Linked DNA regions of Homo sapiens: region 1 is linked to region 2. Evidence: chromatin contacts called from ENCODE Hi-C or POLR2A ChIA-PET data. All regions are on one chromosome and are shown on one strand. The core of a region is the stretch at or near the end of the contact, and the rest is flanking DNA. Distances in the headings are between cores, read along the strand shown. Region 1 has its middle 110 kb from the start of MKLN1-AS. Region 2 has its middle 26 kb from the start of MKLN1-AS.

Region 1 (4,556 bases), core at 602-3,101, 84 kb before region 2:
AAAAGTCAATGCAAAACTAGCAGGTTCTGCAGCAAAGAAAGAGTTTAATAAATGTGGGGCCAGCCAAATGGAAGGACAGGAGATAATTCTCAAATCCGCCTCCCCAAGAATGTGAGGGCTAGGGTTTTTCCAGGATAGTTTGGCAGGCAGGAGCTAGGGAATGGGGAATGCTGATTGGTTGGGTTGGGATGAAATCATAGGGGCTTGAAAGTGTTTTCTTGCACTGAGTCAGTTCTCGGGTGCAGGTTATGGGTCTGAGTGGTGCCAGTTGGTTCATACGGAATACAAGGTCTGAAAAATATCTCAAATACCATTCTTAGGTTTTACAATAATGATGTTATCCATAGGGGCAATTGGAAAAGTTATAAATCTTGTTACCATTCGCTACATGACTCCTGAGTAGTAAGTAGTTTTTAAAGGCAAGTTATAAAACAATGACTGATTAGAGTTTAATTATGTGTATATCTTAGCAGAATTCAGACCTCTGTCACAATTCTAACCTTGTGGACTTACGTTAGTTATATGAAAGTGGTTTTGGTCCCTGAGCAAGTAGAGGGGGTTAGTTCAGGAAAGAAGTATCATCGTCTTTGTTTTGAAGTTAAACTATGAACTAAATTCCTCCCATAATTAGCTTGGAATGAGCAAGTTAGCCTGTGAGGTTAAAACAAGATGTAGTTAGTTATGCTACATTTCCTTCACTGTCGTAATTTTTGTATAGGTGGTTCCCAGTGGATAAATAAAATGTGGTATGTGCATACAATGGATTATTATTCAGTCTTAAAAAGAAAGGAAATTCTGACACAGGCTACAACATGGATGAACCTTGGGAACATGATGCCGAGTGAAATAAGCCAGTCACAACAAGACAAATACCTCAAGGTCTCTCTGACCTTCCAACCTTCCCCCCGACCCCCGACCTCTACCAAAGAAATTGAAGTTCCTTTATCTGCCTGAGATCAGTCTTACCAAGGAGAACAAGCATTTTCTTCCCCTCTCCGGAAGACCAAGAATGTAACCACAGATGAACAGACCCTTTCACAAGATAGTGCCTGTCTTTCAGACTCATTTATGAGACTAATTTATGAGTGTGATTACACTCATGTGAAGTATCTAGAATGGTCAATTCTTAGGAACAGAAAGCAGAATGGTGGTTGCCAGAAGCTGGGGGAGGAAGGAGAAATGAGAGTTGTTTAATGGGTACAAAGCTTCAGTTTTGCAAGATGGAAAATTTTGGAGATTGATGGTCCAACAATGTGAACACACTTAACACAAATGCACAGTAGACTTAAAAGTGGTTAAGATGGCAAATTTTATATTTTGGGTATTTTTTACCACAATTTTAAAAATGTTAAAAAAAAAAATAGTGTTAGCATCCAGAGGGCAGAGGCATTTCTAACATCTTGCAGAATGCCTGATATAATAGTAGGCACTTGATAAATATTTTGCCTCCCCTTGGTTTCTGTGCCCCATCCTGTGTCCTACACAACAGGACAAAGGCCAAGTCGTTCTGTGAGCCAATTCAGCAAACAAAGGCACTTCTCTCTCCAAGGCACAGAGAAGAATTTCGAATATTTGTGATTTGAAATTTGTCCTGGTCACACCAACTATTCTTTACTTCTCAGATATGCTTATCTGAGTTCTTTTGGCATTTAACTTGTCTAAAGATAGATACTGTTTCTACTTCCCAAAACAGAATTGTGATGGACTTTGTAAGGAAAAAAAAAAAGTGGGAGGAAGTCTGTGAAATGAAATCATTATTAGGCCATGGTACAAATGGCTGTCGGGCCCTGGGTTCAGCCCAGCACAGGAGGAAGGGTGAGGTAATTAGCATGGATTTGCAATTCTGCAGCTCGCTTTTGTTCCCTCCCTCCACTGGCTGTGTCTGATTCTAGTCACTGGGTTTATTCTCTTGTGTTTGTTTTTTTCACTTGGCCAAAAATAGAGAGACAAAAAAAGTTTCCTCATACTTACTTCAGCTTTTTACTTTTTTCCTTGTGTGTTTGGTTTCCTCTTACGTGATCCTTCCTTCTTCCTGCCACCTGCTAGTTTCTCTATGGTGGGGCTCAGAAACCAACATCCCACAATATGGCGCACTGACATGCCGCACTGAGGAATCCTCAAGGTCTCTCTGACCTTCCGACCTTCCCCCCTCACCTCCAATCTCTACCAAAGAAATTGAAGTTCCTTTATCTGCCTGAGATCAGTCTTACCAAGGAGAACAATTGTTTTCTTTCCCTCTTTGGAAGACCAAGAATGTAACCACACATGAACAGACCCTTTCACAAGATAGTGCCTGTCTTTCCACTCATTTATTATTCCAATGAAAACTATTTACAAGTTAATTTCTAGTCCCCATCCTATCATTCTCCCTAGTAATCATTTATTGCCCCTCAACAGAATTCTCTTTCTCCCCACTCCCATAACCTGTTTTATAAGGATCAAGCCCCCATTTTTTTCTGTAACCTCAAGACGGTATCAAAGCTTCTGTATCTCATTGGGAAGCTGGATCTTCATTCTGAAGGCCCTTGTATACATGTAACCGTAATAGGTTCATTGCCCAATGCCCACGCAAGTCAATATACCGAGACACCTGGTTGGAGCAGAGAAAGAGGTTTAATCATAGGGTCACTGAACAAGGAGATGGGAGAAAAACTCAAACACATCTCCAGGAGGAATTTGGAGTTAGGGTTATTAAGGGTTTTGGAGTGGGCCAGTGTGGAGGTCATCAGTTGGTAGAAGAGTGTAGCGTGACATCATGGGACAGGGAGATGAAGCAGCTATTCGCTCATGCTGATCCTCTTCCTCTGTGGGGGGTCTTCAAATTGGTTGCTAGAATTAGAGGTCTAAAAAACATCTTAAGTGATCCTTAAACAAAAGCCTTATGATTGATTCTGACGTCAGATATCCCGTCTGGAGGAACAGAGAGGGTACAAATCTTCAGTATCTAGTGACTTTTAGCAACAAGGAAGTGGGCCAAAGTGCAGCCTGATTAATGCTTATATTTAATTAATGATATTATATAACATATTATGTAATATATTCTATGAATGCACTATGAAATACCTGTATTTCTGTCCAGAACCTGGCATGCAATTCTTGTCAACCCTGTGTGGGTAGTTTCATGCATATGAAGTCAATTTGTATACCTTTTCTCCCATGTTAATCCATCTGCCTCATATCAGTGATTTTGCAGCAAACCTTTATCTGCTTTTCCTACCTTTCTCAAGAATAGCTTTTCCTTGTGTTCTGTAACCCTGGCTTGGTGCACAGTATGCGTGATGGACAGGTTGAGTTGCAACACTTGGTGACAGTACAGACATGGAGCCTGGAAAGGGCCTGCGGGGTTTGAATTGAGGGATGCCCATTTCTGGTCCAAGCCCTGGGTGGAGCTCCCCATTGTTGGTTCATGGCCCTGGGCGTGCACATGGCCAAGAAGCAGAGTAGAGCAGAGGTGCCCTGCCTAGTGCTGGAGGAGAAAGGTGTCCAGGCATCTTCCAACCTCCTCATGCCAGTATGCTGAGAGGGTAAGTGCAGGACAGAGCCAATGGAAGACCTCCTTAGACTGGGTGAATCATGGAACCAACTGAGGTTTCCATTCTGGAGATTTGATCATGCCACTTTTTTTTTTTTTTTTTTTTTTAAAGACCGAAGTCTGGCTCCATCACCCACGCTGGAGGGCAGTGGCATGATTTAGGCTCACTGCAACCTCCGTCTTCTGGTTTGGATGATTCTCCTGCCTCAGCCTCCTGAGTAGCTGGGATTACAGGTGTGTGCCACCACACCCGGCTAATTTTTTTTTTTTTTTTTTGTATTTTTAGTAGAGGTGGGGTTTCACCATGTTGACCAGGCTGGTCTCGAGCTCCTGACCTTAGGTGATCCACCCACCTTAGCCTCCCGAAGTGCTGGGATTACAGGTATGAGTCACCATGCCCGGCCTCTTGCCACTTTTTAAATGTAACACTTAAATAGTTCTTGCTGTGTGACAGACACTGTTCAGACACTGTTCTAAGTGCTTTTATTTTATTTATTTATTTATTTTGACATGGAGTGTTGCTCTGTCGCCCAGGCTGGATTGTGGTGGTGTGATCTCGGCTCACTGCAACCTCCGCCTCCTGGGTTCAAGCAATTTTCCTACCTTAGCCTCTTGAGTAGCTGGGACTACAGGCATGCACCACCATGCCCGGCTAATTTTAGTAGAGATGGGGTTTCACTATGTTGGCTAGGGTGATCTAGTGATCACTTTAAGTGATCTGCCCACCTCGGCCTCCCGAAGTGCTGGGATTACAGGCCACTGTGCCTGGCCTCTAAGTATTTTTAAATATTAACTCATTTAATCCTTACAACAACCCTGTGAGCTAAGAACTACTATTGTCTGAATTTTATGGATGAGGAAAAGGAAACTGAAGCCCAGAGAGGTTAAGGACTTGCTCAGAGTTACCCAGCTGTTACTTCTCTGGTTTATAGATGGCACCTTCCTGCTGTGTCCCCACGTGGTGGAAGAAGGGAAGACATCTCTCTGGTATTAGCATCTTTAATACCCGAAGTCATGCTTTTCA
Region 2 (5,165 bases), core at 2,510-5,009:
CATTTAATTTTACATAAACATGCTCTTTGAGGCTGAAGCAAATCTGACTGATTTTCAATGTGAAAATAAAATATAAAAACTGTTCTTAGAGTTAATTCTAAACAGAACTAACATCAGAATCATCTGAATCATCAGAATTGTCTATTTCAGAGAAATGGGATTCATCAAATGAATCTTTGGCCAACTGTTCGTTAACGATGTTAACGTCGCACATAGGAATGCTATGTTTTCTAGGATTTGACATTTTCAGCAATCGAGAATTACTGTATTTTGTAAATGGAAATACCACCTCTAAAAATAGAATGCTATAAACAGAATGATGTCTTTTGTTTCCAAAGTCAATATACTAGAGCGATGTGAAAATAATAATAAAAGCAAGATATTTTGTGGCAAAGTTATCTCGGGGTAAACTCTGCAGCCACAAGCGCTGCTGGTGAGTATTCTTGGGGCAAACGAGAAAAGGGTTAATAATTATAACTATCTGACAATGCTTTTGCTTCATATTATAGTCAATTAAGGAGCTGGGAGTGGGAAAGATGATGAAGCAGAGAAGAGAGGTGTGTAATTGTGGGTAAGGGGGAGAGAATAGAGACTAAAGGAAAATAAGACACAGAAGGAATAGTGAGGTGCAGAGGCTAAGAAAGAAATACAAGAAATAGGTGCAATAAGAATGACAATGACGAGGTTGGAGAGCAGGTGAAGGAGATGGCAGGCAGGAAGGGAGAGGAAGGGGAAGAGAAAAATGGCTGGAGAGTGGGGAGAGAGACAAGTTTGGAGGGTGGGAAAAAAAAGCATTTGTGTTTGTTTTTAAGATCAATGTGGGGCTGGGGGTGGTGGCTTATGCCTGTAATCCCAGCACTTTTGGAGGCCGAGGCAGGTGGATCACTTGAGGCCAGGAGTTCAAGACCAGCCTGGCCAAGATGGCAAAACACTGTCTCTAGTTAAAAAAAAAAAAAAAATCGCCAGGTGTGGTGGGGCACACCTGTAATAATCCCAGCTACTCCAGAGGCTAAGGCAGGAGAATCGCTTGAACTCCAGAGAAAGAGATTGCAGTGAGTTGAGATCACGCCACTGCACTCCAGTGTGAGGTGACACAGTGAGACCCTGTCTCAAAAAAAAAAAAACAACCAAAAAGAAAAAAAAAGAATGTGGAATCTCTAGAGCGTGGCATTCATACCACCATCACCTGTTGCTGGTTCTCTCTTTGAAATACTGATTAGCCACTGTTCATAACTCTGTAGGTATTCAAATCATTTTAATTGTAGACCTGATGGATACGGTGGGAAGGCAGAAATGGAAATCTTACAAGGTGGATGTTTATGCTGGCTGCCATTGCAGTATTTGGTTTCTTCATGCTGGCTTTTCGGGAGAAATTCCAAAGGGAGGAGGTGAGCTCAGCTGTCAGTTACTAGCAGCTTCCTGCCTTTTCTTATCCTAAGACTTAACGTGAGAAAGTCTCAATCTTGGCTGTACATAGACATCTTTTGAGGAACGTACAAAAATGTTGATACCTATGGTAGATAAAAGAAAAGTTGATCCCTAGGCCCCACCCCTAATATGTAATTGGTTTGGGATGTGGGGTGAGGATTTTTAAAAGTTCCCCATGTGAAGCCAAGGGAGAGAACTGCTGCTCAGAGGCTTCACTATAAATATGTTCACCAGAGAATCCCATTATAACACTGATTATTTTGGGGGCTATGACATCAGTGAACTAAACATTCAGTTGGATGAAACTCAGCCAAAGGCCAGAGGTTCTCGACCTTTGTGCTATACATGTAGTAACTGGCATAGCTGTGAATTGCATGTGGAGCTGTGGGAAGAAAGAGATCCTCTTGAGGCTTATTTGGAACTCTGCAGGAAGAAAAGAAGTCATCAACATAAGAAAGGTCTCTATTAAAAAATTATGTTCGAGAAATACTGAACTTGATTTTAACATTATGAGGGCATCTAGTGTCTCTTGGAAGGCAAACGTCAATTGTCCTTTTCAGACTAATCTGAAATCAGTCCAGGGAACCTGGAGAAATGGTTTGCTTCTTTTCTGCTTGTTTGTTATGGTCTATAGCTCAGTTCATTCCTTGTCACGTAGGACAGCCCTGTGTTTTCTTGCCCTCTGACCTGCTCTCCAAACTTCCAGAATATGGTTCTTTTCAGGAGTGAAGTTATCTAGGATTTGCTATCACCAGGCTCTCCTACCTCTGTCATTCCCCAGTTCTCTCTATTGCAGTAACACTGAAACTTATTTAACCTGCCCATCACCTGTGCTGATATTTTCAAGGGGAAGAGGTGGAGATAGAAGCTATCCCACCAGCCCCATCCTTTGATGCCAGGTAACATGTGCAATATTTCCATTTAGAGTGGCCTTCCGGAACCAAAACTCCCAATCTGGGAAGGGATTCTGATATGACAACTTTCATGTGAAATAGGAAAAGTTTAATTGACAATGCCACAGGGGCCAATACCTGTAGGAGGATGGGATTCTTTCTAGATGATTGTGCTACAGGGATAGCGTTCATTAGGAAGTGTGGTATTTGGCCTGTGGCCTTATGGAGATAATACTATTTCTATCGCCTCTATTATATTTTACATTCCAACCCTTTCTGAATGCTCCATGTATATTAATTCATTTAGCATCTGACTACTCCATTGTGAGCTCCTCAATAACCAGGTGTACGCCCAGCCCCTGACTCATGGGAGGTGACCTATAGATGTTCACTAAATAAATGGATGAAAGTTTAACCAATCCAAGTGGAAGCAGGGGGAAAATGAAAGGAACTACTTCCGTCTCCTTCACAAAGACCAGGCTGACGATCTGACTTGTGGTGATGGGAGAAAAGTGTGGAAGATCTTGACTTAACATTTCTACCTGGAGCGCTGGGGTACTCTTTTTCTGAGCCAATTTCACTCTTCCCAAAAGGCTGTTTGGTTCCAAATACACTAGGCATCAGTGTTAATTGCTTTTCTGAAATATCATTTTGTCAGCTTCGTTTAGATGTGGTAATTTGCAAAGCAACCCCCAGCAGTTGACAGTTCATCCATAGCTGAGTGGTGTTCAGACATTTCCTGGGATTCCTGCCCGCCTTCTATGCAGCTGGCAGTGTTTGCCAAACCAGGATATGTGCTCAACCGGGATTAACTTGGAACCAGTAGTGCTTTGTTGTGTCTGAGATTTTTTAAAATTCTGAAAGGGTGAAGGCCAACCATTAGTCCAGAAAATAAAAGTGCAGTAACTTATAATTTAAGAATTAGCAGGTGCTTCAAGATGACCTAGTCCACACTGGGTGGATGAGGAAATTATGGTTTGACAGGTTCAATGAGAAGGTCAGCTGGCTGGTCGCTGAGAGGCCAGGTCTACAATCTGTATCGTTTGTGTGGTACCAAACTGTGCGCTGGGGTCTCTAGATTTATGCTTGTGTGGATGTGTTTCAGCTACTGTTTCTTTCTGAAGCTCTTTTTCCCTGGCCAGAGACTTCCTGAACCTCCTTCATACATGTTTCAAGGTCACAGCCCAGACCAAAGTGTTTACAAAAAAAACTAAGCACTTATAAAGAGGAATTATTGCCAGCTCCTGAACTCCCAATGCCCCAGCTCCAACTAAGCTCTGCAAACCAAGGAAGGGATGAAGTGGTCTTTGGAACCAGGAGTTTCTTGGTTTGGATGCCAATAGGAAAACGGATGAATTCTGTCTGATTTCTGCAGCAGGCGGAGGCTGCAGCTGCTGTTGCTGCCACCTCCTGGGAGAAGACAGACCTTAGCTTCATACCTGAAGCCAGCCTCAGTGTTCACCTGTGTCTTGGGCAAAGGGCCCATTGGGGCAGGACTGAAATTACTTTCTCCTGGAAAATAAAAGGGATATCCCCTTACTCAACAAACAGAACCCTGGTATTCTTTGCTTTTTGTTTGTTCGTTTTGGCAAGGTTATGCTTGAAGAAATAATCTCAAACAATGACAAAGTTGTAATGAGTTAATACCGGAACCATGAGAGAGCAGAAATAAGATTGAGGCAGAACCATTTGTTTTAGGAAAGTATCAGAGATTCCATCTCTTGGACTTCTGAATCCTGGGGTGATGTTAGGAATGCACGCACTTGAGAATTGTATGATATAAAGGATGCATGAATTTGGTGAGTCTCAACCTCTAAGAGTCTCAGTTTACTTGTGGGGCTGTTATGAAAATTAATTGAGATAATGCATGTAACTTCCTCATATGAGAAGTGTTCAATGTGAATTATTTTGAGGCAAGTTCACTCTTATATCCCCATTGTGATTTTCTATATTTACGGACCAAAAAAACTGGCCAACAGCCCCATGCCTTTAATTCTTTCTAGTCTTCTGATTTATAGATGATCCCTAAGCAAACTCCTTTTATTTATTTAAACATAATAATACACTAGTGAGAAGAAATTCAGGAGGAACTAGGAGATTCAATTTAAAAAATATTTCTTGAGTGCCTACTATGTGCTGTATGTGTACAATATAGGTATAGGCCTCAAAAATGTCCCCTGAAGTACATTAGGAAGACCAGGCACAGTGACTCATGCCAGTAATCCTAGCACTTTGGAAGGCTGAGGCGGGAGGATCTCTTGAGGCCAGGAGTTTGAGACCAGCCTGGGCAACATAGGAAGACCCTGACTCTACAAAAAAATAAATTAGCTGGAGGAAGTGGCCCATGCCTGTAGTCCTAGCTACTCAGGAGGCTGAAGAGATAGGATCACCTGAGCCTAGGAATTCAAGGTTGCAGTGAGTTATGATCATGCCACTGCTGTACTCCAGTCTTGGCAACAGAGTGAGACTCTGTCTCTAAAAACAAAATAAAACAAAAAATTACATTTGGAAAGTGGTTGAGAATTGGGGACTTGGGTTCTAGATTGAGATGTGTAAACAGCCTGGTTGTATAAATGACCTTAGGCATGGCAGCTAACATATTTGGATATTAGTTTCTTCATCTGTTGCATAATAATATCATAAAAGGAAATGCTTTTATTTACAGCAGAGCTTGCCTATGGGATAGCGCATTGAATTCTGTGTTGTGCTTCAACTGCCCTTTAACAGTTAGCACTGTTAAAGAAAACATGAATTTTGAGTGATCCTGGTAAGCTGAAGGAAAACCCTTATAGGACCTATCTGAAGAATTTTTTCCCATGAAATATAGGTCTTGTTTTAACCAAT

What was found. A loop is a pair of places that touch in the nucleus more often than their neighbours do. ChIA-PET counts read pairs that join two places held with the same protein, here RNA polymerase II (POLR2A). Pooled maps may share reads with other maps.
Region 1: a loop to region 2 is called in a map of dorsolateral prefrontal cortex, with 4 times the contacts of the local background. The contact joins two enhancer-like sites. A Hi-C loop is called at or near these places in 2 of 168 maps with a recorded cell type or tissue (dorsolateral prefrontal cortex and posterior vena cava) and 5 of 50 pooled maps. POLR2A ChIA-PET finds 5 or more read pairs at or near these places in 3 of 52 experiments (H1, SK-N-SH and endothelial cell of umbilical vein).

What each region holds. Positions count from the first base shown.
Region 1 is chr7:131,217,885-131,222,440 of GRCh38, forward strand. It overlaps a transcript of MKLN1 not described here. Among named protein-coding and RNA genes, the nearest start is that of MKLN1-AS, 110 kb to the right of the region's middle. RefSeq lists an enhancer at 1,199-1,268 and a silencer at 3,152-3,352. Within about 2 kb of position 1,852, at least 16 of the 41 ENCODE cell types and tissues checked have a DNase peak (open chromatin) inside an H3K27ac peak, as active enhancers do; they include dorsolateral prefrontal cortex, where a contact is called at or near this core.
Region 2 is chr7:131,299,577-131,304,741 of GRCh38, forward strand. It overlaps a transcript of MKLN1 not described here. Among named protein-coding and RNA genes, the nearest start is that of MKLN1-AS, 26 kb to the right of the region's middle. Within about 2 kb of position 3,760, at least 8 of the 41 ENCODE cell types and tissues checked have a DNase peak (open chromatin) inside an H3K27ac peak, as active enhancers do; they include dorsolateral prefrontal cortex, where a contact is called at or near this core.